Linked DNA regions of Homo sapiens: region 1 is linked to region 2. Evidence: chromatin contacts called from ENCODE Hi-C or POLR2A ChIA-PET data. All regions are on one chromosome and are shown on one strand. Each heading gives the region's core, a stretch centred on a gene start or an enhancer-like site at or near the end of the contact. The rest is flanking DNA. Distances are from core to core; before and after follow the strand shown.

Region 1 (2,700 bases), core at 130-2,629, 550 kb after region 2:
TGCCCACCTCAGTCTCCCAAAGTGCTGGGATTACAGGCTTGAGCCACTGCACCCGGCCTTGTCTCCAGGTTTTAATCTTCTGTATTCTAGATTTTGTACAACCATGGAATTAAGTATCTTTCCCATATTAGACCCATTAGCAAATACCCCTGAGAGAGAGAGAGAGATTAGGTGCAGAAATAGCTCAGGAATGCCAAATCATTTAACAGATGCAGTGCTTTTGTTCTTGATTCATTAATTCATTCAACAAATATTTGATTCCCTACTATGTGCTGTAAATTATTGTGGATACTGGGAATACAGCAATGAATAAAACAAAACCTCATGCGGGAGAAAGGCAATGACAAACAAATAAACATATTTGTACATCTGAGGCATATCAGGTAGCCAAAGTGCTATGAAGAAGAATAAAGCAGGGGCCGGCGCGGTGGCTCACGCCTGTAATCTCAGCACTTTGGGAGGCCAAGGTGGGTGAATCACCTGAGGTCACGAGTTCGAGACCAGCCTGGCCAACATGGTGAAACCCTATCTCTACTAAAAATACAAAAATTAGCCAGGCATGGTGGCACGTACCTGTAGTCCCAGCAACTTGGGAGGCTGAGACGCGAGAATCGCTCGAACCTGGGAGGTGAAGGTTGCAGTGAGCCGAGATCGTGCCACTGCACCCCAGCCCGGGAGACAGGGCAAGACCCCCTCTTCAAAAAAAAAAAAAAAAAAAGAATAAAGCAGGATAAGGAGACAGTGACGGGCAGGGAACAGCGCTGCTTTAAATAAGTTGGTCAGGGAAAGACACTCCAGTCAGATGCCACTTGAGCAGAGATCTGAGTGAATTAACGACATGAACTAGAGAAAGAATATTCCACGCCAAAGAGAACAGAGGCACAGTGGCCCAAGGCAGGCAGGAGTTTAGCATAACTCAAGGGAGGGTCCAGAGGTCCTGCGGCTGGAGTGGAGTGAGCCGGAAAGAGGAAGGAAAGGTCACATGAAGAGCTGGGGCCAGGTCCTGATGGTAAGTGCTCTTTGGAACTCCTCCTTTTAAAACTGGCGTGTCTTCAGGAAGCTGAATATCTACAAAGCTAGGCCTCGGAGAGAAGGCTTTTCCTGAGTATGTTTGTGTGAGTGATTCCGTGTGTTAACAAAGCGCCCCAGGATTTGCCTTTTCTTCCCCTGTTTCTTGCTGTTAGAATGTTAATCTGGCTAAATCCATTCAGCTTCACTCGTTTGGAAATCAGTCATCTAATGCTTGTAGCGAAAAAAGGAGACAAGCTAATACATCTCAACAGAGCAGATACGTGGGAGCCACTCCCACAGATCAAGATCCTTGCAGAAACCCAAGCCATTGTTCAGCCAATAGTAAATAAGAATCCGAGTCATTCTAAAACTGAGTAGAAAGCTGAGTCATCCTTCCCTCTATCAAGAGCTTTATTCCTTTTGCATCCTGTGGATCTTGGTTGGTTAACACATTACTGAATGGTGACGTGGGTAGGTCTGTCTGCCTGCATCAAATCCTGCCCTAACCACATTCTCAAGATAGTTTTCACCACATTTACTAAACTTCCTTGAACCTCAGTTTCCTCCTCTGCAGGAGGAGGGTATGAATGCTTTATTAGTTTTCTACTGCTGTGTAATAAATTAGCACAGATCTAGAGGGTAAGAGCTACTCCCACTCATCATTTCACAGTGCTGTAGGCCAGAGGCCCCAGATGGCGTAACCAGGTTTTCTGCTAAGAGCCTTGAAACGCTGAAATCAAGATGTTGGTTGTCCGTGTCCTCACCTAGAGCTCAGGGTCTTCCTCCAAGCTCATCCCTGTTGTCAGCAGAATGTAGGTTCCTGCAGTTGTGGGACCGAGGCCTTGTTTCCTCACTGGCTGTCAGCAGAGGCCATTTCTCAGCTCCTTAAGCCTGCCCCCTTCCTCCACAGTGACCCTCTATTCCAAAGCAGCAACTACACACCTAACCCTTCTGACACTTGGAAAACATCTGACTTCTGCTCTCAGCCAGAGAAAGCTCTCTGCTTTTATTCTTTTTTTTATCTACTTATTTATTTTGTAGAGTGGGGATCTCGCTATGTTGCCCAGGCTGATTTTAAACTCCTGGGCTCAAGTGATCCTCTTGCCTTGACCTCCCAAAGTGCTGGGATTACAGGCATGGGCCACCATGCCTGCCGCTTTCTGCTTTAGCAGCTCATGTTCACCCAGATAATCACTCTTTCTTAAGGTCAACTGTGCCATACAACATAATATAATCATCAGAGTGAAATCTCATCATATTCACAGGTTCCAGAGATAAAGGACATCTTTAGGGTCCATTTTAGACATTCTGCCTACAACAAATGCCTTCCTTGCAGAACTCTTTTGAAAATTAGAGATGATGTATGTGTGTAAAATAGTTGCCAGCTGCTAATAGCTGCTATTACTATAAGAGCCTCTTTGATGCAGGGAGCAACTAAGTAACTGAGCTACTCAGTGAATCAAGTATAAGACCAGACTCCGGTGCCAGGGCTGTGGCTCATGCCTATAATCCCAACACTTTGGGAGGCCGAGGCAGGCGGATCACCTGAGGTCGGGAGTTCAAGACCAGCCTGACCAACATGGAGAAACCCTGTCTCTACTAAAAATACAAAATTAGCCAGGCGTGGTGGCGTGTGCCTGTAATCCCAGTTACTCAGGAGGTTGAGGCAAGAGAATAGCTTGAACTGGG
Region 2 (2,700 bases), core at 20-2,519:
CAAATCGACTTTGGAAAAGTTCCCAAGACATGAGCTATCAAATTTTGTTGGTGACTGGCCAGTTGATAAGACTATTGGTCAGAGGACAAAAAGGAACAGAAAAACTGAAAAAACTTCATCCGTACAAAGCGACAAAAAGTATAATTACCCTCAGTCACACAAATTAGTTAACAGTGTATCTGTGAATACAGATTGTGTCCAGCAACGAGGATCTCCACATGAAAGTGTAGAGGATGGCAGAAAGTCACAGTGTGATGATGCTTCAGAGCCACTCAATAGCTATAAATATGATGCTTATAAAAATATTGACAAAAACTCATTCAACATTATGGGTGACTGGCCTTCATCTGATTCTTTAGCTCAGAGGGAACACAGATCAAGAATGCCAAAGACTGGTTTAAGTGAGCCCAACCTAGAAATTGGAACAAATGACAAAATGAATGAAATATCCTTATCTACAGCACATGAGGCCTGTTGGGGCACAAGCTCTCAAAAACTAAAGACATTGGGTAGCTCCAATCTAGGAAGTTCTGAAATGCTGCTCAGTGAAATGACCTGTGAGAGTCAGACTTGTCTAAGTAAAAAGAGTCATGGGCAACACACATCGTTGCCTCTTACTTTTACCAATAGTGCACCAACTGTTTCTGGAGTAGTAGAACCACAAACGTTAGCTGAATGTCAAGAGCAAATGCCTAAGAGAGACCCTGGAAAAGAAGTAGGCATGTGCACCCAGACTGAACCACAGGATTTTGCTCTTTTATGGAAAATAGAAAAGAATAAAATTAGCATTTCAGATTCTATCAAAGTATTAACAGGAAGATTAGATGGATTTAAGCCGAAAGTTTTCAATATTAACACAAAATCAGACGTTCAAGAAGCAATTCCATATAGAGTAATGTATGATAAAAGCACGTTTGTTGAAGAAAGTGAGCTTACCAGTGCAGATGAATCTGAAAATCTTAACATTCTTTGTAAACTGTTTGGATCCTTTTCATTAGAAGCCCTGAAAGACTTATATGAGAGGTGCAATAAAGATATTATTTGGGCCACAAGCCTTTTGTTGGATTCTGAAACTAAGTTATGTGAGGATACAGAGTTTGAGAATTTCCAAAAATCGTGTGATGGATCACAAATTGGGCCTTTTTCTCTGGGGTTGAATTTGAAAGAAATTATTAGCCAAAGAGGAACTTTAGAGAATTCTAATTCTCCTGTGCCAGAGTTTAGCCATGGGATTGGTATTAGTAACGCTGACTCACAGTCTACTTGTGATGCAGAAAGAGGAAACTCAGAGCAGGCGGAAATGAGAGCTGTCACTCCTGAAAACCATGAATCGATGACAAGTATATTTCCCAGTGCTGCTGTGGGTCTAAAGAATAATAATGACATACTTCCTAACAGCCAGGAAGAACTTTTATATAGCAGTAAGCAGTCCTTTCCAGGTATTCTAAAAGCTACTACTCCTAAAGATATGAGTGAAACAGAAAAAAACCTAGTAGTCACAGAGACTGGAGACAACATACATTCTCCTTCACATTTCTCTGATATTTTTAACTTTGTATCTAGTACTTCAAATCTTGAATTAAATGAAGAAATTTATTTTACTGATTCTCTTGAAATAAAGAGAAATGAAAATTTTCCAAAGGATTATGTGAAATTTTCAGATGAAGAAGAATTTATGAATGAAGATGAGAAGGAAATGAAGGAAATTCTAATGGCAGGAAGTAGTTTATCAGCTGGAGTTAGTGGGGAAGATAAAACCGAGATATTGAATCCCACTCCAGCGATGGCCAAATCTCTGACCATAGACTGTCTGGAATTGGCATTACCCCCTGAACTGGCTTTTCAACTTAATGAATTATTTGGTCCTGTTGGTATTGATTCAGGTAAGGAAAAAGTAAATGACCATGTGTGTGTCTTTGTGTGACTAGACTACAGAGGGTTCTATTTTGTATTTTTTTTTTTTCTGAGATGGAGTCTCGCTCTGTTGCCCAGGCTGGAGTGCAGTGCCTCAATCTTGGCTCACTGCAACCTCTGCCTCCCAGGTTCAAGTGATTCTCCTGCCTCAGCCTCCAGAGTAGCTGGGATTATAGGCATGTGCCACCGTACCTGGCTAGAGAGTTCTATTTTGATTGTAAAATTATATTCTATGTTAACTGAAATGCAAAAGTAATTTTATGTTGCCTAACTTCACATAGTGCCTTATTTTTGACACATTTCTGGAGGACTTTAAAAAATACAATAGGAAGAAATAGAGAATATTTATATGGAGTTTGTATTTATCCCATACATAGTTTGAACGTTTTCTCTGGTATTTACTTCACACTTAATTGTACGGATGAACCTTTTAAAATCCTTTGGTGCTACTCCAGATACATTTAAGACAAGATTAATTTTTTAGAACATATTTATTGAAAAGTCTTGACTAATAGAAATGAATAAAGTAAACATATTTAGACTCATGGAAAGGAATAACTTAGATTTACTGTGAAGCTTTGTATAACTGCAGTAGTCAAGAAGTGTGAAGACAGTAACATAGCATATAACATAAATAGAAATACTCTAAGATTTAGTAAATAGAAGCATAAGTTAGGAATTAATAGTACAAGTTAGTTTTGTGATGCATAAGGTGGTTTAGTATGTTTTCTGCAAATATATAATGAGTAATGATTACATTTTCTTCCCTCCCCCTTCCCCCACAAG

What was found. Hi-C counts contacts between places; a loop is a spot of excess contacts on that map. ChIA-PET counts read pairs that join two places held with the same protein, here RNA polymerase II (POLR2A). Pooled maps may share reads with other maps.
Region 1: a pooled map shows a loop between it and region 2 (2.6-fold over the local background). The contact joins two enhancer-like sites. A Hi-C loop is called at or near these places in 3 of 50 pooled maps. POLR2A ChIA-PET finds 5 or more read pairs at or near these places in 2 of 52 experiments (HEK293 and activated CD8-positive, alpha-beta memory T cell).

Annotation. Positions count from the first base shown.
Region 1 is chr4:40,671,677-40,674,376 of GRCh38, forward strand. No RefSeq gene overlaps it. Among named protein-coding and RNA genes, the nearest start is that of RBM47, 43 kb to the left of the region's middle. RefSeq lists an enhancer at 606-1,805. Within about 2 kb of position 1,380, at least 13 of the 41 ENCODE cell types and tissues checked have a DNase peak (open chromatin) inside an H3K27ac peak, as active enhancers do.
Region 2 is chr4:40,120,427-40,123,126 of GRCh38, forward strand. N4BP2 (NEDD4 binding protein 2) reads left to right here. Exons shown (of 18, transcript NM_018177.6): 9 at 1-1,883. Among named protein-coding and RNA genes, the nearest start is that of N4BP2, 65 kb to the left of the region's middle. Within about 2 kb of position 1,270, at least 4 of the 41 ENCODE cell types and tissues checked have a DNase peak (open chromatin) inside an H3K27ac peak, as active enhancers do.